7 separate regions of the Homo sapiens genome follow, and all the other regions are linked to region 1. Evidence: chromatin loops called from intact Hi-C (ENCODE). Cell type or tissue: IMR-90. All regions are shown on one strand.

Region 1 (4,000 bases):
CCATTCTACAGATGTAGTCCTAAGGCACTTGCCCAATGTAGATGTACGATGCTTTAGGAGTTCAGAAACAGGAGAAGGAGAAATTCAGGACCAGGAGGAACAATGAGGACTGTATTAGCCTAGAGAAGTTGTCATGGAAGGTATAAGACTTGAGCTAGCTCTTGCAAAGGTATATGCTAATGACTACCAGAATTGTCACACCAAATGTCACAATCTAATATTATCAAAGATCTAGTACTTCAGCAGAGTAATTTAAATCAATTCCTCAGATCTCTCAACATTTATTAAATACCTATTATGTTTTAGCCTCCGCAATCAAAGAGATAAACAAAAAATGGCTATCTATTGAAAATGTATATATGATACTCAGCATATTACTAGATGTCACTGGGGTACAGCCCCCACTTTTGAAAAGCTTGTAATCTAGTTGGTCATGTGTGTGTGTGTGTGCATGTGTGTGTATATGTACACGTGTGCAAACTAATTAAAAAGCAACTAAGACTAGGTTATAATCATGAGCTACACTGAGCAATGCTCTATGATTCAGGAAAGCAGATTTCTGTGAATTACCCAGATAGCTTCATGGAGGAGATGGCTTGGAGCTGATATTGAAAAAGCAGCCACATTTATATAAGTAAAGGAAGCAGGAAGAATTTACCAGCTGGTGATAACAAGATGAGAAGGACTTAGGTAGGGATAAGCATAGTTGGTGTGACTAAGAGTGAATAATATTAAAAGATAGCTGAAAATAAAGTCACACATGTAAAGGGGGCAAGAGGGACACAAATTGGACATTAAAATTAACTCAAATCCCAGATTGTTGTTGAGAATATAGGCTTGATAATTTTCATCCTCAAACGCTAACTAAATCTTTCTGTTTTACTTATGCAGGAGAAAGGGCAGAAATATAAGACAGAGTGCAGAGAATACTAAAAATAATAGAAAAAAATAAGGTTTCAAAGACCATCTGATATGTAAGTAATTTCCTTGGAATTCAGAAATATCAATAAAATTTAAAACAGAGAATGTTACCTGATCCAAGATTTTATTTTTAAGCCCAAATCTTCTGTAAGCAATTAACAAACAGGCATCACTGATCCCACTAAACATCATCAAACCATATAGAAAATGCGAACTTTATATCAAAGAGCAGCATGAATACTGACATCCCCATGGGCTGGTGACGTGCCTGCACTGCTCAAATGACAGGGCACTGGGCCTTCCATGCGTCCAGGGGATATTCCCACTGTAATGTGTCAGCAGATTTGCAAATGTTCTCGGTGACAGCAGCACACAGTCCAGGAATATATCCTTACCCCTGTGCTCAGCTCAGATCGCCTCAGTGCAACGTCGCTCTGCCCTGCGGGGTCCCTCTAATGGCCCCAACTGCCAATGAAACACCTTCATCATCTCTGTATCTAAAATTGGACGAAGGTATCAAGTTTGGCTGCCTGATGAGACTAATTAAGTACTTTGCAGAGATGTGAAGAAGTAATCAGTCCTAGCCAGTGAGAAAAGAAAAAGAAAATATGAAGGAAACCCCTAGAGGTGACTCTGACACAGTTCCTGTCTCTATTGATGATTCATAAGATCACAGCTGAAAGAACCTCTACCATAAATCGAGGACCTGTGTTAACAGCAGGAAACGAAACATCATCTCACAACTCTTCCCCCACTAATTCAGCACATCAACCCCGCATCCTAAAATCGTTACATTGCTGTATACTGACACCTAGTGTCCAGAGTTAGGTGAGCCCAAAGGCAACATTTTTTTCGGTCAAACTGTGGGACATGGCTCTCTCCCGCATCAGGTTTCCTGGTGTGATTCCTCCCTCTGCTTCAGGGCATCCACGTGAAAGTGTCATTAAGAATTTACTTTAGTACAGTTAAACTCCCATTTTGTGGCCTACCCTCCTCAAGTACTTTGAAACTGCAAAGTGTTCCCCAGGACGACCCTGCTTTCTGCTGAGCACACAGCGAACTCCCACCTTTCCTTCTTCTTCCTCTCCTTCAGTATCAGGATGTGGTCTTTCTTTATATAAAGTCTATATATTTTAATAGCATTATTTGCTATACCAAATATAATTGGAAAGAGAAAGCTGTACCAGAAATGCCTCAGAATTGTTCATAATAGCAACATGTAAGTGGCTTTCGAATTATTTCATTTTGGAGAGTCACCTCTTCCCTCCTTCTACTCCCACAACCACACAGTGAGACAGAGAAAGAGATGTTAATGAATAATCAAAAGTCAACAGAATAACAGCACAAAAAAAAATCAAAAATAATCCCAAGGAGTAAGTACTTAAGTGACTCTATTTTATTCTAAGCACTCTTTAGAGATAAGCCAGAGCCGTTTCTAGACAGGAAGTGTAAAAATTTTTGAAGACGTGAGCTTTCAGATAGCAATAATTTCTCTCAAGACCATTTTTAGATCTACATTACTGTCTTTGAGTCAGACTTTTTCCATACAGGCAAAATAGAAGATGTAAGCAATTAGATGAGATTGGTGAGTAGAAGATGCATGAATGTAGATAGCATTTGGTCTTGGAGTTAGATTTTCCAGTTTGCTGTGCAATACATGGGACATAGTCATACTAAAAAATTATTCATTGTCATCTCGGCCTTAGCACCATTTTCTTGAAAACCTCTGTGCCATAAGAGCCAAGTGGAGGAAGAAGCGAATGCACAGGTTGAAGCGCAAAAGAAGAAAGATGAGTCAGATGTCCAAGTAAACCACTAGCTTCTTGTACCATGGAGGCCACAGGAGCAGAAACATGGAATGCTAGACGCTGGAGATGCTGGTACAAGTTGTAGGACTGCATGCTACTGTCCAGAGCTTATCTCATGATCTAGAACTTCATCGCCCTCTGATCGCCAATCACCTCTAAGACCCATGTTGCTCATAACCAAAACTGCCCATTTTGGTCCTTTGCCCTAGACCTGTGACATTCTGGACTATTTATGTGTTTACTTGTGGCCGAGTGTAACAACCATACAATAAATCATCTCTTCCGCTGTCTTAGCTGAAGAATTAAAAAGAAATCATTGTTTACATGAAATCAAACTTTATATCAAACTTACCTGGCTGTCCAGTATTTTATCAGGCAACGCTATTTGGGGTGGGGAAAAAAAAAATACCTAACTAGGAAAAGTAACTAGGCTCCTAGTGAAACCTGAGTCATTTTTATGGAAATGGGTGCTATAGTGGGGTTCCAAAGATCAAATATAAAAGTGAAAGCCCAATGCCATAAGCATTCAAGTACTACCTTGCATTTATTTAATGCTTCATAATTGGTAGAGCATTTCATATTTATTATATTATCTGGATCCTCCTCTTGACAACCCTTATGTGGGTATTTTTATGCACACTAAAAGACTCAGAGATGTTAAGGAATTGTCATTGTAATCTGCACGAGGCTATAAGGAAAAGACAGAATTCGAATCCAAGTCTCCCAGTATGGTGCAGTGTCTACAAATACAGAAAAAGTTCCTTTGAATACTGCACAAGACTTTTAATCCCTGAGCTACACATGAAAATTAAGTACCTGAAAAACCCAGTAACATCAGGACATAATGCCAAGAAAATGAAAAGATATTCTTAGAAAGAGTCATTGACCTGCCTTACATACTTTCAAACTGTAGAGTCCAGTTTGGTTTTAAAACCACAAAAGCATTCACTTTATTTTCCCAAGTATAGTAAGACATTATTCTGACATGGACTTACTCACATGTACCCAAAATCTCTAAATCTCCAACCACTACTCTCTGTAAACTATTTATATGTCTAGAGATCTTTGATAAAATCACAGGATAATTCAAATCTGTTTAACTTAGAGCTCATGTTCCCTAGATCTTTACATTTCAAATTTAGAAAATGTTCTTGTAATAATTCTTTTCACTATTAACCATCAAGGTCATTTTTAAATTGTAGAGTACTGACAGCTGGTGTTCATAGTGTATATTGCACTTCTCCCCTGAACTGTTTTTATTTCTTACCTGT
Region 2 (4,000 bases), 430 kb before region 1:
AAGGAGTATATTTAGGGCAAGGTAAGTAACCTCTCAGACCATCAGTTTCCTCTTCTGTAAAATTAGATAATAATACTGTGTACCCCAGAGAGTAATTTTGAGGATTAAATAAGTGAATATTTTTAAAGCACTTAGAACAGTGATTGGCACATAGTAAAGTGCTGGATCAAGGTTCGACAAAGAAAAATACATGTAAGTAATATAGTAGAAGTTGGCTTAAGTAAACTCCACTCAATTAATTAATGTCCCATTGGCTCTAAAAAGCATTAGTCAATGCTTTAAGACCCTGAATACTCATGTTTATTAGGTCATTCTTTTGTTTACCACTGCTCTCACCAGTAGAATTGTTTGCTTATCGAGACTTCGTTATGTTTATTCCCTGTTCTATATATGACAGTTACTTTTGTTTTGTTATTACATAACTGAATCATATAAGTAAGCCTATTAAATATGCACTCAAAAGACAGTTGTTTGTATGAGAACTAGGTCAAAGGCTTTGGAGAAACTTGATAAAGATAAGTTGTTGCTGTTGTTGTTGTTGTTTTTAAATGCCTTGGATTAGGTGTTACTGAAGCAATGAACAGATTGAGGAAAAACCAGAAATTATTTTTCAGATGTCTATAAATTCTGGCCCCACTAAATAGAAACTGGAACTGGAAATTGTGGACAATGTACTACAGAGGTGGCTTGTATAAGCAAGACAACATAGAATTCTAAGGGAATGATTCATACTCAATAGCAAGGCTTGTTTTATAGCAAAAGTTCGGCAAAATAATAGACTTTTATATTTTTAAGCTAAAGGAAAACATATTTAATTATTATGAATTATTTTAAATGGCTATTTAAATAAATAAAAATTTTAATGCCAAGTAAGAGGGTTTCTGTCATACTAAAGACTACTTGAAATAGCTTTGGAATGAATACCTGCCTTAGGTTTGAATCCAGGCTCTGCCACTTTACTTGCTATGGGACCTTGGGAAAATAGCTTATTTAACTTCTCTAGTAATCAGGTTTTCTACTACCAAAAATAAGGTATTGATAGTACCTGTGAGGTCATTAGGAGGATGCAATGCATCAAAAGAAAGCACGGAGCACAATGTCTGGCATGGTAAATATTGTCACTCTTATTACTATGCTTTTCTGAATTCCATTCATTACTTAATTTAGTGTCTTATGCATACTTTTTATGCATGTTCATAATGTTTAGGTAATGATAATGATTAAATTATTCAGCAAATAATTATTGGGCATACTATTTATCAAACACTAAGATATGGTAGGAACAGAGTCATGAATTAAGACATAATTTTCTGCCCCCTTTGAGAAGCTTTTGCATTATCCAGAAGTTAGATTAGAAATCTCAATGAACCTAACCATTATTGATCTTGTCTTGTGGCCAAACACTAAATATATACATATATATATTTCTTATATATGTTTATATTTAATACATATTTTATATATATATTTATATTTAATACATATATTTTATATATATATTTAATACATATATTTAATATATGTATTTATATTTAATATATATTTTATATTTATATTTATATTTAATATATATATTTTATATATATTTATATTTAATATATATATTTAATATATATATTTATATTTAATATATATTTATATTTAATATATATATTTAATATATATTTATATTTAATATATATTTAATACATATATTTATATTTAATATAGATATTTAATACACATATTTATATTTAATATATATTTAATACACATATTTATATTTAATATATATTTAATACACATATTTATATTTAATATATATTTAATACACATATTTATATTTAATATATATTTAATACATATATTTATATTTAATATATATTTAAGACATATATTTATATTTAATACATATAGTTATATTTAATATATATTTAATATATAGTTATATTTCATATATATTTAATATATAGTTATATTTAATATATATTTAATATATAGTTATATTTAATATATATTTAATATATAGTTATATTTAATATATATTTAATATATAGTTATATTTAATATATATTTAATATATAGTTATATTTAATATATATTTAATATATAGTTATATTTAATATATATTTAATATATAGTTATATTTAATATATATTTAATATATAGTTATATTTAATATATATTTTTAATATATATATTTATATTTAATATATATTTTTAATATATATATTTTATATATATTTTTAATATATATATTTTATATATATTTTTAATATATATATTTTATATATATTTTTAATATATATATTTTATATATATTTATATTATATATATTTTTAATATATATATTTTATATATATTTATATTATATATATTTTTAATATATATATTTTATATATATTCATATTTAATATATATTTTATATATATTTATATTTAATATACTATATTTAATACATATATTTATATTCTATATATATAATACATATATTTATATTTAATATATATTTAATACATATATTCATATTTAATATATATTTAATACATATATTTATATTTAATATATATATTTAATACATATATTTATATTTTATATATATTTATATTTAATATATATATTTAATATATATATATTTTATATATATTTAATATATATTTATATTTTATATATCTTTTATATATTTAACATATATATTTTATATATATTTAATATATATTTATATTTTATATATTTTATATATATAATATATATTTAATATATGTATTTATATTTAATATATTTAAAATATATTTAATATATATTTATATTTAATATATTTAAAATATATTTAATATATATTTATATTTTATATATTTAAAATATATTTAATATATATTTATATTTTATATATTTAATATATATTTAATATATATTTATATTTTATATATTTAATATATATTTTATATATATTTATATTTAATATATATTTTATATTTATATAAATATTTATATATTATAAATATATTTATATTTAATATATTATATATACATTTAATATATTATTTATATTTATATATTAAATGCAATATTATATATAAATATATATAATAAGTGCAATATTAATAATGATGGATAAGGATCTAGCTGTTAGAGTTGCAGGTTTTGGGAAATGTTCACTCATCCTGTTGCTCAATAAACATTTATTTATCAGGAAAATAGAGTCAAGGTAGGCAATAACAGCATGCAAAGTAACAACTATAGAAAAATAAAATATAAGGGAACATCAAAAAGGGAGAGAAATGACAGCAAATTCATGTGGACATGCAACATATTTATAAATATTTCTAAAATACTTTACCCATATATAAATCTAAAGAGCCTGCCCATAAAACCACACATGATGTCAAGAAGGATAAGCTTCTACAAGTTGATGAAAATATGTGCTGTGGGTATAAGCATGGATGTCAAGAACGAGACTGAAATCCTAACTACCACTTATTAGCTGTTTGACGCTGAGAAAATTATAAAAACTTTTTTTGTGTGAAGGTTTTGTGGAGTGACAGACACAAGTTTAAAATAACCTGCAATCCAGTATTAAAATAGTAAGCTGCCTAGAACAGTGCCTGGCAGGGTAATGCCTCAGAAGGTGGCTGTTATTATGACAGGTAAGAATTAACACTGCACTCAAGTTGCATGGAAAGTGCCAGAATGTGTCTTCCAGACCACAGGCAGCACAGACACTTCTCGAGAACCCTTGCCTCGACTTTCATGGAGTTTGTGGCTTCGCTCTGTGCTATGCTCCTAGGTTGACTCACTGAGACAGCTGTTTTGTTTTTTTGTTTGTTTAATCTGGTCTACATTTTAATCAAAGAATGTCTGTATGATGTATGGTTCAAGAGGTTAAACTCACTTAAAGACATTAATCCTGTATTTCCAAAGAAAGTCTTTTGCTGTTTTTGTAGTTTACATATTTGTTTATTCGGTTTTGTTCAGTTCTGAGGATATGGGGTGACTCCTGATACTGGATTGCAGGTTATTT
Region 3 (4,000 bases), 1.3 Mb before region 1:
TTTAGTTGAATATGTCTCTAAGCTTTTGTCTTCTGTCACCCTTAACTCAGACATAGTCTGGTCCAGCCATAGTTGCTAGGGATGGCAGCTCCTGCTTTGTGAGAAGCATGACCTGTCTGCTTCTCAACAGTTTGGTTCCACCAGTTTCAGGGACAGAAGAGGGTGTGTACCAACCAATAAGGACAATTACTTAATGGATAAATCTTGTCTATTTCACAAAACTTACATGTCCAAGCAGTAGCCTGTTGGAACTTCTATGACCTACTGCAGAAAACCAGATTACCATTAGGGCTACATATCTTCCATTTTAGCTGTTTTTTTCTTATTATTACTTGACATCTCACATACCCTGTTAATAGGAAGTCCAGGGTCTCCCTCGGGAAGCAACATCTCTCCCTTCACCTGTTTCTGCCTTTATCCTGATCAATTTAAAGAATCTGAAGCCAACTCAGTCTACTTCTAAAAGATAAGTCAGTCCTTTTTTCAAATACCAAATAGAACAGATTCATGATCAGATTTTGCCAAGACCTGTCAATATCACCAAGTGCTGCCCCTGGAAATGACTACCACTGCGCATCATTCAGTTCTGACCTGGACTAGGGTAAGGTACCTAGCAAAGTCCTTTCCCCTTGGCCACAGTGATTGGTTTAGAGTAGTTATCTGACCTGAACTGGATCACTTGCATGAAGTACAAGACTTCGGTTCTATGTTTGCGGGAAGAAAAGTGAGCCCCTACAGGTCTCGACGTCTTGACGAAGAATGACAGCAGCCACCCTGGATCAAGAGCAAGACAGAGGATGAGGCTGCTGCCTTGCAAGACAAAGCCTAGAAATGGAGGGACCAGGAGCCTCTGCGGCATTGCTGGGTTGCTGAATCCACTCTTGCAGGGAACCCAGAACATGCTGAATGTTTCAATTACACAAGGGAATGAATAAAGGCCATTACGGTAAAAGATAGTTTAAGTTGCACATTTGTTTTTTATAAGTAAAATAAACTCTAACTGGTATAACATAAAAAACCATTTGTAGTTCTCAGCTGTTCAATTAATTGAATAAACTAGTTGCTGCTCACTTGCATAAGGACTCCTAAATATACACTTAAATTCTTATTATAATAAATGTTTCCCATGGTGAAATATCTATACAGGAAAATTTTTCTAAAGTTTTTGTTAGAAATAGATAACAGCTGAGGAAAAAAATCCCCCCAGAAAACTTCTATCAGGAAAGAGAAATCAGATGAAATGTTTGAAAATGAGCTTTTTAGTACTCAAAGTCTAAACCTCCAACTGTTGGCTCTCCTGACCCCTGTCCTGCGTGTACAGGGCCGATGTTCCACTACTAGGGAGTTATAGGAAGGGCCGGTGCAAAATTAGCCCTTAGGTAACCATTTGTGGCTTGTATGATTGAGGAAGACATAAAATGCATCCATCGATTCTGAGTTACTTGATTCCTGGTAGGGGAGGGGATGGGGACTGAGTTAAGCAGGTGAGTTAAATAAATGTTTAAATAAGGTTTTCTGAACTGGGTTTTTGGGAACCACAAAGTTGGGTTTCAGATTCCTAGTCAGTAATAGAAACCCCCTATCCTTCCTCTCCAGTGCAGAAATAAAGCCAGTTTTGGGATTAATAAGATTAACACGCTGCTGGTCTTACTTCTTGGACTTGGAGCTCTGTGGCACCAGGGCAGCCTGAGTTGCCGGCTGGTTTCACAACCATGACTGTGGTCCTCACAGTGACAGGAGGGACACACCACACGGGAGAGCTCTTCCCCCAAGATCGAGTTATTTTTCTTGCGTAGCACTCCTTATGCAACCAGTATTGTGACTAAGCACTTCCACCCCAAAGATTCCTTCAAAAACATTTTCCTGGCTCCAAATGAGTGCATTCTACTTTGTTTTGCTTTACTGCTTCTTTTTCGTTCCTTCTCAGTTATTGAAATAAAACTGAGAGCCAAATCATAAACTTTGATTTTGTGTTTGACCTCAAGTTTGCTCTGGTCGTTTCTTTCATCCTTTCTTTTTCCCATCAAGCAAGTGCTTCTTCAGTTTACTAGCAACATGCCTGCTAAAGCATATTGCACAATATGTGGCTCGCCACGTGACAGTGACGGTAGAAAATGTAGTTTAGGGCCTAAAACATTGTAGGTATGCCAGCTGCCATGACATCAGTATTGTTAATGCTATGGTTATTCTTTTTATATCAGCTTTTCATATCTCACTTTACAGATTAAGCAAAACAGCTAGCCAATATCTCTGTTTTTTATTGCATTCATAGAATATTATTTTTATTTGTGGGACATATTCTAAATACAGGCATGTGGCACCTTAAGCAGATCCAGTATAGCATACAAAATCTAGATTTATACATTTGTTTGTAATTTTTTTAAAAAGCTAGTTCTCTTTTTGAAATTTAAATATAAGTTGATGACTTTAGTTTTTAGTTTTTTTTTTTTTTTAAATAAAGTTACTGATTTTATTAAGGGGAATTCCCTGATGTGGTCCTTGTGACAGGCAGCTCCAAAAAGGTGTTTACTATTAACCAGTGTCCTCAGCAGGCTTTCTGGGCTCGGCAGATGTGACCTGACACAAACAAATCCACTGTGGTTTTACCTACTAGGATTTGTTTTCATTGTTATTCTAGTCTAATTTTTCATTCGGACAGTGAAATTGGTATTCCATGCAAATTTTCTGGGTATCTGTCCTTTGCTTCATTTTTCAAGTTGCATAATTTAGTCACATTATTTTCATTTGCCTCTATAGCTTTGGTTTACTTTTTTTTTTTTGTATGTTAAGCAAAAACAAAACCAAAAAGCTTTACTCCTTTTTTCTCTACAATAAATCTCTATTTTAAGTATTGATTTGCAAATATGTCTGTCATGATAGTTTTGGGGTGCTTTCCTTCCACTTTTATTTTTATACTAGAAGAGGAATTTACTGAAATCCTTAAAGTTATCTGGCAATTCAATCAGATGCTGCACCTCATTTAAATGTGTTCAGCAATTGTCACGACTGGCATCATTAACTTCTATATTCTTATCTGCTATAATTGGTGATTGATGATGAAGGTTTCTAATCACAGGTGTGATGATGGTTCAGTTGGGCTCAGTGATGTTAAGGCTGAGTGAGCACCTCCTTTACAGCCTTTCTTTCATTCCTTAGCTCAAAATGAGCAAATAATTTTCTATAGCAATCAACCATTCTAATCTTTAGGGAATCTTAACTTATTTTCATCCTATGCTTTAAAACACTATCATTGTGAGTCTTCATACACAGATACCATGTGCCAAAATACTTGGTTCATTTACTTGACAATTAAACCAACCAATCAAGAAATTTGAAACAACAATAAAAATAAAATTTTTAGGTAGATGTGATTATGTTTTGTTTCAATAAATGTAAACAAATAAATAGATATATAGAGAATAGTTCAGATGAAATTAGTAAAAATTGACTAAATTTTGTATAAATCAATTTTATAAATGTGACAACATGAACCACATTTTAAAGAAAAATAACAGAAAAATGGTGTTAAATCCTAGTCTTTGGGGAGGAAAAGTGATTGTACCATATTTTATAAATAAGAATTTTGAGAACAATGAATATAATTTTATTTATGTTAGTAGAGCAATTGTAAGAAGAAGGAATTAAAGTTATGATAATCATACTGGTTAAAAGTGAATTAAAGTAACAGACTACTTTTGGAAACAGTTTGGCAAAGCTCACTGGACTCAATGGAGGAAAGGTATATAAAAACATATATTGGCAGATGGTTTCCTAAATGATAATTGTTGTTAAAGCTAATATTGCCGAATTTGGAAAAACACAGGAAACCTGATGGCCAATTCTAAGGAGGAAAAGAAACATCGTTTTATAGAAACAATTCATTTGATATATAATAAATAAACATCATGAGCTCATTTGGGGGAATCCATGTGCATGTTACTAATTTAAGCTAAGCCTTAATGTTAAAACTCATCTCTCAAGTGCCAGTAACCCTTAATAA
Region 4 (4,000 bases), 530 kb before region 1:
AGATTCCACCTAATCATCACCAGTCACGACTGCAGGCCCAGTGTTGCCAGATACTCATTTTTAAGAGAATCCATAAATTGATTTTTGTGAGACAGCTCCTGATTTTTTAATATTGACAACTAATTCAAATTTAAAACACCAGGTAGGCAGTGCAGGCCAACACATTTACAGGTAATTTATTTCATGCAGCACAGTGCCATAAACCAGGATTTTACAACTTTCTCTTTTCCTGAATCACTGTTAGAGTCAGCGCCTTCTATCTTGAGAGTCTGAGGGGAAGGTAGAAATGATTTCAATCCAGTTCTCCTTCCAGTCAGAAAAAAAAAAAAAGTGTTTGGCAGGCCTTAGATTTGGATATTCCAGAAATTCTGAGGAAGAGCTAAGCCAAGTATAGATGCTGTAAATGGGCCCTGACTCCAGGCTCTGAGTCCCTGAGAGCGAGAGATGGGGTACAGTGTTGGGGGGTGGTGGGGATTAGGGTAGAGCAGGCTGCATATGTGGCTTAGTCATATCTCACTCTCACGAGGTGTGAGTAATTAAGGAACCGCATGCTGCTTCTACTGTCAGAAGTACAGGCTCATGGGAACCAGTTTGAAGCAGGCCGGGTGGGGTAAACTAAGGTGGCTCTGACACTTTCTGACTTCAAGCTGTGGCCTTAGGACCTTGATTGTATTTTTTAGCTTTGATGATAAAATGTCAGTGACTAGTTAGGGCATTGTTATTTTATAATTTATAAAATTATTTTATAATTTGATTGACATAAACATTGTCAGTGTAAGTGATGCGCATTTACTAGCTCATTGGTGACATTTGTGAAAGAAAATGTTTTGTGGGCCTTTTAAGCCCAGGGAATCTCAGGAAATCAGGGGGAAGAATTGCTTTCAGTTTGTTTGATGTCTGTAATTAGAGGTCATTAGGGGAGTTCCTGTTCTCTTAAGGGTTGTCACCTCTGTTTTCTGTGGCCACATACAGAGGCAGCTGTAATTTGCACAAGGTCAGTCAGGCCTGTCCCCTAAGTGACAGTGGTAATAAGTGATGTGTGTAGTGAGTGCAGTTAAGTTTGTGTGTGGTGCCATTACTACCGGAGCCCTTCCTTCCACAGTATCTGACCTCCTCAGAACACAGCTCACCTATGCTCAAGGGTCCCTTTCAGGTCACTAGGCTTGGCCTCACACATTGTCTTTCAGATTAGAAGGGGTCCAGGGCAGCACAGTGCAGTTCTGGCAGGCTCGGGGTCTCACAGGAGCCTCGGCACTAAATCTCATACCCGAGTTAAGCAAGCCTCAGCTTTCTCATTCCATTTTTGAACTGTGTGCCCCACATGACATGCCAGGGAAACATGGCACATAGCTAAATTAAGCTGAGTAGCCAACCAAATCCTGTGTGCCTGCCTATGCTGAAGAGAGAGGCACTTAATTGCTCTACCTCATAAACCTGGGACCGGCCGCACGAGCCAAGGGGCAGGTACAGGGGAAACTTGACAATCGCCTGGTAGTTGTCATAACCTGACTTGCATTTTGAGCGCTTGACTCATCCTGACATTAGCTGAACAACTGAGTGTCTGTTTCCTTTGTGGTTGCCTGGACGATTAAGATGCCCATTATTTTTAATAAAATAAAATAAATACACATATATTTAATACAATAAATATAATAATAAATTTAAATTTTAACAAAATGCAATTAAATAATAAAAATAAAATACTATTTTTGATAAAATGAAATGTATTAAAAATCTTATTTTCAATCAAATCAGAAATTTTCTGGGAAATTCTTACATATCAACTATGTTCTCTGCAGAGCATCTAGTTAAGTGGCAGCATGAACCAGTTTATTAAGGAGCATCACAGGACAAGGAACTTCTGTCTGGCAGAAGTAACCTCAGTCTGCTCCTCTCACCTTTGAGAGAGAAGACTGGCCAGTTTTGTTTATTTTTTTTTTGTCTCATAAGTGAACGTGCTGCATATTTCACAGAGGGCAGAAAAGAGGAAGCTCATATTCCTCTGGACACTACGAGGCGCTAGGGCTTAGAGCCCATGTGTCACTGTGGGTGGGAGGCATGATTCAAAGCCTCTGTCTTCCTAATCATTAACAAATGTCCTCTCTCCCAGGAGGGAGAGTGCGAAACAATGAGGACGTGTGAGAAATAGCTCTTAGCTGGCCTGGGAGCTCGAACCTGGGTGCACATCAAAACGAGTACCACAGACGCTTCAATGCCAAGCCTGCTGCTCTGAGATGTCCAAATGCCCGGCTGGTGAGGTGAACAGTGGCCAAATGGATTCCAGAAATCTCATGGGAACAGTATCTGCTGCTGCGGCTTCTCTGTGGCTCTTTCGAACCCCTGGTACATAAAAATGGTGGGAAAAGATAACTTTTCAACCACCAGGGTAAGACGTTTACATAGGTCCTAGGCTAACCATTCAGGCCACATGCTTTTATTGTGTTCTACCCCACCCCACCCCCACCCCTACAATATCTGTAAGTGTAAAGAGCTACACCCTTTCACAACATTCTCTCACTCTTTCATCAAATATTCTTAAGCCCTTCATATCCCAGCAAAACTGGCATGTGGCTGCTGAAGTCGGCGGCTACTGAAAATTAGTAAATAGTGGTTCAGTAATCGACCTATGAAGTGTCTGTTCTGACCACAAGTTTCAACTACCCAGAGCGACAAGGGTAAACACAACAGACTGGGCATTAAGCCTGGGTTAGTGGTTTTCCATGAAGCCCTACAGAAGAGTGACAGGGCTGCCACAGGGAACCGAGTAGAAAGGCAAAGTTCTGGAACCCCCAAGCCCACTTTAATCAGAACAACCCTGCTTAGCACTTTCATAATTGTTGCTGAGTGTTGTTTTAATATATATTGGACTTAGGTGCAGGTTATCATTTAAGAAAAAGGAAGCCTAAACAATACCTGAGTATTAAAAAGAAGTTATAACTTCTTTCTGCCACCCTCCAACTCCCACCTTCTACAAATGATACACTACAATATAGAGACAGCAAAGACACTTGGAATTAATCATGGTTATTTGGAATTATTTGTAGTTTCTGAGTCATCACCTATATGCTAACTACTAAAAAGTACTATTTTTGGCCCCAATACAATTTTCTCAACACATTTGAGCACTTACTATATACAAGACACTCTGCTAGGTGCTGGGAACAGAAGTAACACACCCACTAGGTATCAGCTGCCTAGGGATAACTCAACTTCTATTGCCTTAGTTAGTTTAAACCAAACTTAGCATCTTTCTCACTTTCCTTTTTACTGCTTCAGCTACGCTTATCCAACATATACCAAGCTGGCTTTCCCTAACTATTTACAGAAGTGTCAATTTATGTGATCATTTTTTATACTTTGTTTTCTTTTGTTGCATGAATCACTTCTTTCAGATTGACTTCATCTTCTTGTCCTGATATAGTACTTTAATAGTTTATACCTGCATTACAATCCTCACTAGATGTTTCTTCATAGCAGACATCTGTGGAAGAGCTGTAATGGCATTAAGGTTGAAGGGAGGGGAAGAGTATACAGCCCTTCTGAAAGAGTAACATTCACCAACTCAGAGCCAGAGGAAAGGAGCCCAGGGTCCCCTGAGTGGTAGGGGAGGAGAGTCAAGATCCCTTGTGGGATATGTGGGACCAGGAGACCAACTTCCTCCCGTTCCATGGTGGCAACCTCTCCAGTAGCCAGGAGGAATTTGATGAGAATTTGGTGTCTCAGCACTGTTCTTGGTAGCAAGTGACCCAGAGAAACAACTATTCTGGCATTTTGACCCAAGTCCTTAATAGTACCCCTCTAGTGCCATCTTTCATCATATCATCCTTCAAAGCTCTGTTGAAGCTATATTTCCTCCCCCAAAACACTCCCTCTAATGTTGCCATTTCCTGACTTCTTTCCCACCCGGTAACTGTATTTGGCAGGTAGCTTCCCCCTTCACACTGCTCTAGACTTTCATTTACTTGGCATTTTGTAATGGGTATTCAGTGCAGGCTTTTTA
Region 5 (4,000 bases), 310 kb before region 1:
TATAGAATCATGTTGTCTTCAAGCAGAGACAACTTGACTTTCTTCTTCCGATGTGAATACCCTTTATTTCTTTCTCTTGTCTGATTGCCCTGGCCAGAAATTCCAATATTGCATTGAATAGAAGTGGTGAGACAGGGCATACTTGTCTTGTGCTGGTTTTCAAAGGGAATGCTTCCAGCTTTTGCCCATTCAGTATGATACTGGCTATGGGTTTGTCATAAATAGCTCTTATGAGATATGTTCCATCAATACCTAGTTTATTGAGAGTTTGTAGCATGAAGGGATGTTGAATTTTATCGAAGGTCTTTTCTGCATCTATTGAGATAATCATGTGGTTTTTGTCATTGGTTCTGTTCATGTGATGGATTACGTTTATTGATTTGAATATGTTGAACCAGCCTTGCATCCCAGGGATGAAGCAGACTTGATTGTGGTGGATAAGCTTTTTGATGTGCTACTGGATTCAGTTTGCCAGTATTTTATTGAGGATTTTTGCATCAATGTTCATCTGGGATATTGGACTGAAATTTTCTTTTTTTATTATATCTCTGCCCGGTTTTGGTATCAGGATGATGCTGGTCTCATAAAATGAGTTAGGGAGGAGTCCCTCTTTTTCTATTGTTTGGGATAGTTTCAGAAGGAATGGTACCAGCTCCTCTTTGTACCTCTGGAAGAATTCAGCTGTGAATCCGTCTGGTCTTGGGCTTTTTTTGTTTGTTTTTGGTTGATAGGCTATTCTATTAATTACTGCCTCAATTTCAGAACATGTTTTTGGTCTATTCAGGGGTTCACCTTCCTCCTGGTTTAGTCTTTGCAGGGTGTATGTGTCCAGGAATTTATCCATTTCTCCTAGATTTTCTAGTTTATTTACATAGAGGTGTTTATAGTATTCTCTGATGGTAGTTCTTATTTCTGTGGGATCAGTGGTGATATCCCCTTTAACATTTTTATTGTGTCTTTTTGATTCTTCTCTCTTTTCCTCTTTTGCAGGTTTTTAATCGCATCATCTTCTTGAGTTGTAAATTTCTAAGGAAAGTTTTCCTGCACAATATAGATATTATTGTGTGTTTGCTAATATTTTCTGCAATTCTAGTTGTTTGCCTTTTCAAATTTCCTTGCAGTGTCTTTCAAGAGCTGAAGTTTTAATTTTGATGAAGTCCACATTATCTTTTTTCTTTAGTAGTTCATTCATTTCTTAGCATTTCTTGCTAAGGAATGTTTGCCTAACCAATATCACAAAATTTTTTGTGTGTATTTTTTTTAGGGAATTTTATTGTTTTAATTCTTATATGGTGGTCTCATTCGTTTTGAGTTTATTTTTATATATGATACCAGGTAAGAAGGGAGGTCGTAATTTTCCATACAAATGTCCAATTATTCTAGCACCATTTATTGAAAGACTATTCTTTTCCCTATTGAATCACTCTGAAACTTCTAGGTCTATTTTTAGAGTCATTATTCTGTTACATTGATCTACATACCTCTCCTACTGCCAATATTTCCTCATATATTTATCTTTTACTTAATTCCTATACTGTTTTTAATTCTCTTAAAGTATGCGGGTTTTTTTTTTGTTTTTTTGTTTTTTTGTTTTTTTGTTTTTGAGATTGGTGTCACTTCATTGCCCAGGCTGGTGTGCAACGGCGTGATCACAGCTCACTGCAATCTCAACCTCCCAGGCTCCTGTTATCCTCCCACCTCAGCTTCCCAAGTAGCTGGGACTACAGGCATGTGTTACCATGCCTGGCTAATTTTTTGTATATTTTATAGAGACAGCGTTTTTTCATGTTGCCCAGGCTGGTCTCAAACTCCTGTGTTCAAGTGATCTGCCCACCTTGGCCTCCCAAAATTAAGACAATATGGTTTTGTGCAGAAAAGAGATAATATAGCAGGCCTGAAATGGCTATCCTTAGAAAAACCTGCTTGCAAGCTTCGCCCTTGACTGGCATCTGGAAACTTGGATTTCAGAAACACTGCCACCATTCCTAGCTGAGAAGAGTGGCTCACTGCGCCCAAACTGTGTGAGCAGTGTAGTTAATACTGAACACCTGATTTCCTTCTGGGAATCAGGGATTTTGGAATGTGCTAGGCAGGGGGTGCCTACCAGACTTACCTCACATGAAAACCCTGGGCACTGTGTCCTGAATGATTTTCCCTGGTAGGCATATCAGGGACATTGTCCCAATTTATCACTGGAGAAATTAAGCACATCCTGGGTGACTGCACTGGAGAGGACTCATGGAAGCTTGTGTGTGATTGCCTCTTGACTTTGTTCCACCCACCTTTTGCTTTAGTAAATTTTACTTTGTGTCCTTTCACTGTAATAAATCGTAGCAGTGAATATGACTGTATACTGCATCCTGTGAGTTCTCTTAGCAAATCACCAAAACTGGGAGTGGTTTGGGGAACCTCCAACACAGTGTTTACCTTATCTCCCTGTCTAAATTGTGAACATTTTCTAGGATAGCAACCATGGTGTAATTGTCTTTAAATCTACTCGTACTGCCTTGTACATGGCAGATATCTAATTGAGGTTTGTAGTTTGAGAGAAAAGACCTAGAGAGATACAAACAAGAGAGTTTCATCAGCCCCTTATGTAGACAGAAAACTTAATTCTAGTGAAGCATGTCTGTGACCCACAGAGGAAACTATTAAACCATTACTGCTTTACAATGATCCAGAAAAAATGTTTGTATTTTCTTTATATACAGAGTACATTTTCCCAGCAGTTGAAGGCTAAAAGCAGCAGTAAGTCAAGCTTCTGCCTCACCCCACCATGGTCTCTCAAAAGTAGTTACCAGTCATGGGGGCATCAATTCGTAAAAGTCCCTGTCCAAGGATTCCTTCCTGAAGGTTTGGAAATGTGCCCATCATGCAGGTAGCTAATACATTTTGAAAATAAATGGGACTGCTCTCTCCCTAAGCTCATTTCAAGTTTCTTCCACTTCAGCTGATTAATGCATGGGCTCACCCACAGTAACTCCACCCTAAGAGATAGGGTTTCTAACAGTTGGTGCAAAGACCAGGATAGGCATTTTGCCCAGTTTGCAAAACTGTAACAATCCTGGCTAACACAGTTTTAAAATGGTGATGTCCTGGTAAGACAAAGCCAGTTCACTTAGAGAAGACACTTCATTTTTATCTTATCTTTAGCTAGTTTAACAAAATTTCTGACAATGATGCACAAATGAGGGAAAGACAAAAGAAAAACATCCTGTTTATTGCAAAGCTAATGGAAACATGTACCAATTAGGAGATAAACAATTCACTCTATTGGAACTTATCAGATATTATTAATCATTTTTTAAGAATTATATATATGTCAGGAAAATATAAAACATTATCTCCTCCCTTTCCTCTTTCCTTTCTCTATCTCTATTGGCTTTTACAGAAAATTCAGTTCATCTATACCCATTAAAATAGCCCTGTGTTGTGATCTAGAAACCTGCGTGTTTCTCATAAATCATTATAAACTCTGTCTTCCGAACAAAGAAGCTGTATTTGCTACAAATAAACAAATCCCAGAAGATTAGAATCAGTGTATAATTCAGAAAAGCTGAACAAGGTTACATTACATTTTAAGCAAAGGAGGAGAAATTTTTTCAAACTTACACATTTCACAGACCTAGCAAATTTAAAAAATTCTTGTTTTGACTTGAAGCTTTGCAGTTATCATTGTATCTATAATGTAAAAAAAGTATTTTAAAACTTACAGAATTTACAAAATAAATTTTTTTTCTAATGACATCTCAATTCAATGAGTATGAAAAAGCTTATTTGAGTATATATTAATTTTAAAATGGCAATTTTAAAATTGACTCAAAAACAAATTTTTAAGCTAAATGCAAGCAAACTTTGCATTCCAAATCTGCTGCACCAACTGGCATACAGCTTAGTTAAAAAAATAGTTTTATGTTTGAATAGTAGTTGTACTCTGGGTTTTCCTGGAAGCGCTGTTTATTATCTCCCTTATATTCCAAATAACTACAGATGTTATTCA
Region 6 (4,000 bases), 870 kb before region 1:
GGGAACTGGCACTGTGACCTTAGCATTTAGTTTTCTAGAGGATGTGATCTAATTTCTTTCTAGCTCATCATTAAAAAGGAAATTGTATCAGGACCCATGGGATATATCCAGAGGCAAACTTTATGAGGCTTTGAAATCTTGCCTTCCTGAAGATAGCTGAGTAGGATGGTTCTAAGGAAAGCCTTTGCAATCTTGCAAGATTTGTAGACCAGCACTACAAAGATCGCATAGATCAAATAGGAAAAAAAATGTCGATTTTTATTCAGTCTGATGGTTCTGTTCTTCATTGTGATTGTCATTAAAAAGTGGTAAATTGCTCAATGTAATATTTTTGTGCGCTGTTTAGAAGTTGTGTGATTTTTTGCCATCGTTGATAAAAATGCAAAGTCAAATAAAAGGTGTCTTGGTTTGATGTCATAGAATGATCCAAGGAGAGAAAAAAGGTAGTTACTGTTTTCACCAGAAAAGGTAATGAGTGAAGGAAAGAATAGTAGCAGAAAGCACAGTTTGTGAGTAAAGCTGTCTGGAATTAAGTTACCAAAAATACAAAGCAAAAGGACTATTATTTTGGGTTGAAGCTCCAAAACTGACAGCATCTGATAATCTGTTGGTTTATTTCACTTTTCATTAAATGAACATTGATGAGAGAAGATGCCACTTACCCAAGCTTTAGAGAATCCCTAGTGGAAGATTATATGATAAACTTTCAGTCCTGACATAACACTAGGGCATTTCTAGAGTGTCATTGCTAAAACCTCACTGAACAGATGCAGCCAAGGTCTGTGTTCAGCACTTGGTCTCTGTTGTTACGTAAAATAATAAGCATTTAAAATAGTTTACAGATATTTTTGACCAGTTCCTTTTAGAGATTCTTTCAGAGAAGAAACCAGATCTGACCTGTTTATTGTTGGCGCTTGTTGAAAACGAGCTTTCTTTCCCATGATAGTGCTTCGTTTTTGAAGTGTTGAAGCTGTGCTCCCCTTAAATCGTGGCAGGAGAGATTAAGGTAATTACAACACTCAGTTCTATGTCTTACAAGCACTTTGTCTTGTCTCTGCAAGAAAATTCGATTCCAGTCATTTCCCATAAAATACAGACATTTTACCAACATAATATGCTTTGATTGATGCAGCATTATGCTTTGGGCAGTATTACAAAATAGCTGGCGAGTGCTTTCTGTATTTAAATATTGTAAAAAGAAAATAAGTTATAACTGTTATAAAGCAGAACTTTTGTTGCATTTTTTAAACTGTTGAAGTCACTGTGTATGTTTGTTTGGTCAATGTTTCCGCAGTATTTATTAAAACATACTTTTTTTTTCTTCAAATAAAAAAGTAACCATGTCTTTGTCTAAATGTGATCTGTCTTTTATTATCTACTTCCTGATTTAGCTGTTTAGCTTTGTTCTTTAACATAGGTGATTACAGAATCTGGCCTAACGTTTTCTGAACTAGAAGGCTTTGGAATTTTTTGATTCTTCATAGTAGTAACAGATAAACCTGCATATATAAAAGTTTTCATGATGCTTTCAAATCACAAGAAAAAAATGGGGCATAATTAGATTAAGTGATTTGATCATATACAAAAAAGAGCTATGATACTGCCTAAGATTAACTTGTAGAAAAGATGGAAATCCTTCAAGTCTTTAAGAATGAAGCAATATGATGCAGTCTCAAGTCACAGGTTTAATACTAATATAAGCCTAGTTTGCCTCTCTGCCCTGTGGGGTCCTAAGCCTTGGTCCTTAACCCATGCCACCTCGCAAGGCATGCCCTTGTTCACAGCAGTTGTGGGGATGACCCAGAACACAGCTTTTGCAGCAATTCGTGGAAGGATAAATAACACAGCACAACATAATACAAGTTACCCCACTGATCTGGGAGATGTACAGTAAGCATGGAACAGCTTAAAAGAGAGGACTATCTCCCCATAAATCCAGTTGATTCTCAGTCTTCAGCTAAAATACTTACATATAAGTTTTACATAAGTGTCCAAAGATACTCTGTGGGATTTTAAAACAGTGCTTCTTTTTACACAGCTAAGTCACTTCATATAAAAAAATGCATCCTTGTGGCTTCTTTTTTTCTGAGTGGCTTTGGGAATCTTGGAGGTATAGTTATTTGCTTGGAAATAATTCTCAGAAGCCCAAAGCAAAGGGGGAAGCAGAGAATCCAGCATGAGTGAACAAATTAAAGCACACTGACATTATGAAATGGCCTTATAAACAATTTTAAGCACAGAGATTTACTGAAAATGTCTGTAACTCATTCTCGTCATCAAATAGTAAAGGAAATAAAAGTACTTTCCAAATCCTTCGTGTTGAGTAACTTCGGAGCATAATGTCTAAGTCAGGCTTGCAAGAAACTCATTTCTCAACAATCACTGGCACAGAAAAATAAAAAAATAAATAAAAAGCTGAGGTTTTGCTGACCTTGGCAGTATTTTATATGCTGTACAGTAATGTTCCTCTCTGGTCAATTGTTCTTTCCTAGCAGCTTTAATTTGTTGAAGCAAAAGAAAAACGTTTGTCTTCAGCCTTGGGCATGGATGCCTTCGTTTTCTCTGACTTCTTGCCTTAGCAAACATTTCTTCTAAGCATTCTGTGAACATTCCTTTCTATTGATTAATGATCATGGTTAATGCCTTTTTAAATACTAAAAGGTGGTTTTCAAACTCTGAGTAAGACTTACACTGTGTCTCTCTCATTTTAATCTTTTACAGGAATAGTTTCTTAGAAGATTCTAGTCTTGCAGGGAGTCTGTCTTGAGTACAAACTTAGAAATAACTCAGGGAGTTATTTTTATTAGAAAGAATTTTTTTAAATGACCTCATCTTCTAACTCTCCTGAAACTCTTAAAGCTGCTTATCCTTTTTCTACTGGGTTATTTTGACACCAGCATTCTGTTTTAACCTCAAAGTTTTTATTTTTATCATTTTTCTATTCACCAAATATTTATTGAGTGCCTACTACATGCCTGTCACTTTTCTGAGTTTGGCTCATAATCATGAATTAAATACAGTCTCTCACATGGGGAATTTATAATGTAGTAGTGGGAGACAGTCACTACCAAACTATAGTACACCAGAACTGGTTGTCATTTCCATTGACATAAACTGAATCAAAGAAAGTGAGTAGGCACTAAATATTCCAATACATAGCCAGGCACATTAATGCAATAGCCGCATATGTTACACCACATACGGAAGATGATCAATTGCTAGTGAGAGGACGCTCCCTTCGTTCTTTATGTCTCCCAGAGGCAGTTGGTAACTTATTTACAACTTTAGGTTCCTCTCAGCTCTGGGAACATAGTTCTTGCCTCTTACCACTTGTTCATATACTTGGCTACATAAATTCCCTTTCTGTTTTCTCCTTTCCTGAACATAATCTCCATGAATATGACTCTTTCTACAAAACTACAGCATATAAATAAATAGACTCAAGCAACATAAAGTATTGTGGTGGGCTGCATAATGACTCCCCAAGCATGTCCACCTCCTAATCCCAGAAACTGTGAATGTTTCCTTGTATAGCAAAAAGGACTTTGCAGTTGTGATCAAATTAAAGATCTTGTGATGGAAAGATTATTCTGGATTATCCAGAGAGGGCCCATGTAGTCACAGACCTTTATAACAATTATGTAGGAGGAATCAGAGTCAGACAGTGGCAATGTGATGACAGAGATGACAGAGGGTCAGGCAGAAGGATGGAGAGAGATTTGAAGATGCTATGCTGCTGGATTTTTTTTTTTTTGGCAGAGTCTCACTCTCTGTCACTCAGGCTGGAGTGCAGTAATATGATCATAGCTCACTGCAGCCTTGAACTCCTGAGCTCAAGTGACCCTCCTGCCTCAGCCTTCTGAACAGCTGAGACTACAGGTCTATGTTACCATACCTGGCTAATTTTTAATTTTTTTTTTTTTTTTTTTTGGTGGAGATGGAGTCTTGCTATGTTATCCAGGCTAGTCTCAAACTCCTGGTCTCCACCTCTCAAAGTGCT
Region 7 (4,000 bases), 150 kb before region 1:
GCCCATCTCCACACTCTAACCCCTACTCCCTCCCTAGTTGGGATCACCTTGGTCTCCCTTCTGTCTTCAGCAGTCCTAATGTTGGCTACTCAGAAGACAAAAACTTTGGGTATAAAGTCTGCAAACACTGTGCACATAAAATGCCAAGCATCCTTCAACCCAGGAGAAGTAGCCTATAGCTTTAGTGGTGGTTACTACTATTTGGTACCAGCCCCGGGGTTGAAATCATAGGTCCTCTAACTTATTAACTGTGATGTTGAGCAAATTACTAAAATTCTCTGTGCTTCAATTTTCTCCCATGTGAAATAGGAATACTGGTAGTACTTATCTCACACAATTTTTACAAAGATTAAATGGGTTAACGTTTACAAAGTGCTTAGAACTGTACTTAACACATAATAAATGTTACTTGAATGATTGCTGTGGTCGTCATTAGCTACCATTTAGAGCTGTGTGAGGAACAGATAAATAACGCCTGTAAAGCACGTATCATGGGGGGCACACACATAAACAGTAAGCACCCAATTAATGCTAAGCTATTATTACTTTGCTCAAATATGACACACGTGTCAGAAATGACCCGCTGTTTATTTCTTTTTTTTTTTTATTTTTGCCTCTCTTGCTGTTTCTGATTTCTTTTTCAGCCCCTGTGAGGTCACATATGTCTGTGCCCGTGTCTGTGATGAGTATATTTAACCTCAGGGTCAAGACAGAAGATATTGGAAGAGAAGGAGAAGCCACTGGCTCATTTCCCAGTTTTTCCATTTTTATTGAAAAAATAAAAGTATTTCCTGTAAGAACTAGGTACCATATTTTTGAGACTCCAGCTGAGCTTGAATAGTTCATTAATTTTGGCACTCTTACGTGAAATGAAAGCAGTTTTGGAAAGTATGCCTTTATCTGGGTTAATTAGTAAACGAGAACATTGGGACTTTAACACATTTTTTTTTTTTTGCTTCAGCAATTCTTGTAATTGTTTTGCTTAGGTTCATGCTGTATATAAACACATAAAGACAGCTTTATGTATCCATCCTGTGATAAAAGACAACTGGAATATTCATGGTGTTCAAGGGACATTTTGGGGAGGGGAAAGTATAAGGACTGTATTACAGAGAAATTTGAAAGAAACAGAAAAGATGGAGGTTGGGGAAAAAAGATGAAGCTGTCTGAATAAGAAAGGATGTCTTAAAGAATGAACAACAGCAAAAGGAAGCACCATTAACAGCCTGTTCCATTTTGATGTCTGACTACACATATCCCAGCTTCGTTTTTATCATCTTAATGTTTATATCGTTACTGACATCCCTGACTTCTGTAACTTCTGAATGCCTCTTAAGGAATCTCTCCAATTATTTGAGTTTTTTGCAGATATTTAAAAGTATTTGGCTTCAAGGTTATGTTACATGACAGCAAACAAATGCTTAGTCATGCCATGAGTAGTATAAATGCCGGTGCTGCCTGCAGCATACATCAGTTCCAAGCTGATTATTTTTCCCTTCTTGTTTCCACCAATTTGTTACGAGACAACTGTCACTCGATGCCCAGATTGAATGGTATATCATACCCTCTCTTTGGCTCTAGAAAAATTACAGAACCCATTTTCCTGCTGACATCCTCATAGGTTTAATATTTCAGTTTAAACTTCAGGGTAATGTGTAGATGCATTCTTGTAAGTTGTCTAGTGCTGGCTGTGCAGAAGCATGAGATGGACAAGAGGAAGGTTGGAAAGTACCTTAAAAAGACAGACTTTTATAAAACTATATAACGTAATTTAGTCAAAAGTATTTTCCTTACTTCAGGTAATTAATTATCTAGGCTGTCTGGCTAGATGGGGAATTAACAAGCATTTAGCCATGAAATGTGGATCAGATACTTCACATAATTATTTTATCCATTCTTTCTTATAACATTGTAAAGTAAGTATCATTATCCTTTTACAGATAGGAAAACTGAGGTTAAGAGAAGTGAAATAAATAGCCCAAGGGCATGCTGTATGTTAGCGTACTTATAAAATTTATGAAATTGATATTCATGGCAGATGAGTCTAAATCATCTGAGATTATTTTTTGTACCCTTCTTCCTATATGCATGTGATGATCACCAGAGCTAGTCCTGGCCCCAAGCGGCAGGGAGACGGAACATATGTTTTTTAATTAGTATTACTCAGGCCCCTAGAATGTATCACAGAGAAAATGACATCACAGATGCTCCAGTGTGTCATACACTCTGGTTATTTAAGGGTGTGTAATAGAATCCTACTCCAACAGGAATTTGGATGCATATGGCAAAACAATTCCCAGAATTCCTTGTCAGTTCAGTTCAGGATGGAAGAATTCTCCCGCAGGACCCTGGCAATAGGCGTTCTGCCCTGTCTGAGGAATCCTCGAGGATCCTGAAATGGGCTGCCCTTGATCCAGTGTGTCACCATGTCTCCCTAACTCTAACCACCCCAGGAGGTAAAAGAGCTTTCTCCTCTCTATTACACACACACACACACACACACACACATCCTTTCCTTAAACTCTTTTGTGGTTATCACAGTGACTGGTGGGCTCTTCTGGCATTCCCAACCAGAGATGTTAAATGTCCTACAACATGTGGGGCTATCTGCATAAATACAAAGTGCCCCTCCCCAATAACAATGAATCCATGAAGAATTTTCCACCATCCCTTCTTTTTTTCACTTACTTTCAATACTCCCTCTCACAGCAGTTTATTCCATCAGGTTCCCTGTGGGAGAAGAGAGGAAGTAGATTAACATATCACCCCTAAAAGACAACCTCCTGTTCTGGGTTGTGATCTCTTCTGACCCAGGTTCTCCTAGTTTCTTGGCTCGCTGGAAATTCTGTTTTTCAGTCAACCTGCTGAATACTCTTTATTGGCAGCTACTCAGAAGGCCACTGCTTGAAAATTTCAGCCCTTGGGGTTGATTTTTGCTGCCAAAAACAGCAGTTGTTGAAGTCTGCTACATATGACTGGGTCATCCATAAGGGTATTTTTTTTCAATATGAAAAACATTTGTTCTGCCAAAGTCATGCCTACCCCCGGCATGGGGGTTGACAGGATTCCATTTGCTTCTAGCAGGGGAAGAACTGACCTCTATAAATTACATTCTTGAATAATGGCTTTGCCCAGAGAAATCTGGCATTACCCCAGGTCTTTCTCCAGATTCATAAACGCTAAATGAGGTGAAGATTTTGACCTGAGCACCTGGGTGGATGTTATGCTCCTTATTAAGATGTGAAAAACCGCCTGGAAAAAAAATTGTCTAGAGAGAGGAACATCAGGGTTTCAGCTTTGGCCTTGTTAAGTTTGAGATGCCTCTTAGACATCTAAATGGATTTGTCCATATGACAGTTGACGATAGGAGTTAAGATTTTAAGGAGTGGCCAGGGTTAGAGATGTACATTTGGGACAGATAAATAGTTCTAAGTCCTCAGCCTGGTAAAATAACTGCTGTGGTTTGAATGGGTTCCCTTCAAAATTCGTGTTGAAACTCAGTTCCCACTGTGGTGGTATTAAGTGGTGGCACCTTTTGGGAAGTGATTAAGTTGGGAGGACTCTGCCCTCATAATTGAATTAGCGCTTTTTAAAAGGGCTGGGAAGAACCAGCTTAGGCCCTTTTGCCATTTGTCCTTTCATCATATGAGGGCACAACCTTTATCACCTCCAGTGGATGCAGCAATAAGGCACCGTCTTGGAAGCAGGGAATGGGGTCCTTGCCAGACACCAAACCTGACAGCATCTTTATCTTGGACTTCCCAACCTCCAAAACTGTTGAAAATAAATTTCCATTCTTTGTAAATGCCCTAGTCTCAGGTATTTTGTGATAGCAGCGAAATGGATTAAGATAATAAAGAGAAAGAGAGTATAAATTTAGGAAAAAATCATCTTGGATTGGATAGCTCTAACATTTAGAATTGCTCAATATAAAATCATCACTAGGTTCTGAGTCTGGTGAATGGTACTAACAGGCAGATTGTCTAGTTATGATGCTGAC

What was found. Hi-C counts contacts between places; a loop is a spot of excess contacts. Peaks named below come from ENCODE experiments on the same cell type or tissue, not always from the same donor. Only the 100,000 strongest peaks of a DNase experiment are listed, where the experiment ranks them.
Region 2: it touches region 1 in a loop (2.9-fold over the local background); 2 of 110 quality-filtered maps call a loop at or near these places.
Region 3: a loop joins it to region 1, with 5 times the contacts of the local background. A loop is called at or near these places in 7 of 110 quality-filtered maps.
Region 4: it touches region 1 in a loop (3-fold over the local background); 6 of 110 quality-filtered maps call a loop at or near these places.
Region 5: a loop joins it to region 1, with 2.9 times the contacts of the local background. A loop is called at or near these places in 2 of 110 quality-filtered maps.
Region 6: a loop joins it to region 1, with 6 times the contacts of the local background. A loop is called at or near these places in 5 of 110 quality-filtered maps.
Region 7: a loop joins it to region 1, with 3 times the contacts of the local background. A loop is called at or near these places in 2 of 110 quality-filtered maps.

The regions. Positions count from the first base shown.
Region 1 is chr2:149,595,465-149,599,464 of GRCh38, reverse strand. All of the region lies in intron 1 of MMADHC-DT (MMADHC divergent transcript), which reads right to left. Among named protein-coding and RNA genes, the nearest start is that of MMADHC, 9.7 kb to the right of the region's middle. In IMR-90, CTCF peaks have their summits at 1,732 (motif pointing left) and 3,964; a DNase peak (open chromatin) is centred at 1,654; H3K4me3 peaks cover 390 bases; H3K27ac peaks cover 530 bases.
Region 2 is chr2:150,022,946-150,026,945 of GRCh38, reverse strand. No RefSeq gene overlaps it. Among named protein-coding and RNA genes, the nearest start is that of LINC01818, 140 kb to the left of the region's middle. In IMR-90, no CTCF peak of the experiment used is centred here; no DNase peak of the experiment used is centred here.
Region 3 is chr2:150,909,925-150,913,924 of GRCh38, reverse strand. No RefSeq gene overlaps it. Among named protein-coding and RNA genes, the nearest start is that of LINC02612, 280 kb to the right of the region's middle. In IMR-90, a CTCF peak has its summit at 1,745; DNase peaks (open chromatin) are centred at 1,784 and 2,094; H3K4me3 peaks cover 559 bases; H3K27ac peaks cover 1,169 bases.
Region 4 is chr2:150,124,006-150,128,005 of GRCh38, reverse strand. No RefSeq gene overlaps it. Among named protein-coding and RNA genes, the nearest start is that of LINC01818, 43 kb to the left of the region's middle. In IMR-90, a CTCF peak has its summit at 2,041; a DNase peak (open chromatin) is centred at 2,015.
Region 5 is chr2:149,907,896-149,911,895 of GRCh38, reverse strand. No RefSeq gene overlaps it. Among named protein-coding and RNA genes, the nearest start is that of LINC01931, 51 kb to the right of the region's middle. In IMR-90, no CTCF peak of the experiment used is centred here; a DNase peak (open chromatin) is centred at 2,405; H3K27ac peaks cover 164 bases.
Region 6 is chr2:150,465,550-150,469,549 of GRCh38, reverse strand. It overlaps RND3 (Rho family GTPase 3), which reads left to right. Exons shown (of 6, transcript NM_005168.5): 6 at 1-1,355. Among named protein-coding and RNA genes, the nearest start is that of RND3, 20 kb to the left of the region's middle. In IMR-90, no CTCF peak of the experiment used is centred here; DNase peaks (open chromatin) are centred at 2,489 and 3,319; H3K27ac peaks cover 512 bases.
Region 7 is chr2:149,742,448-149,746,447 of GRCh38, reverse strand. MMADHC-DT (MMADHC divergent transcript) reads right to left here. Exons shown (of 3, transcript NR_110240.1): 2 at 2,689-2,730. LOC105373680 (a long non-coding RNA gene) reads left to right here. Exons shown (of 2, transcript XR_923464.3): 2 at 645-800. Among named protein-coding and RNA genes, the nearest start is that of LINC01931, 110 kb to the left of the region's middle. In IMR-90, a CTCF peak has its summit at 2,114; DNase peaks (open chromatin) are centred at 1,417 and 2,207; H3K4me3 peaks cover 155 bases; H3K27ac peaks cover 2,826 bases.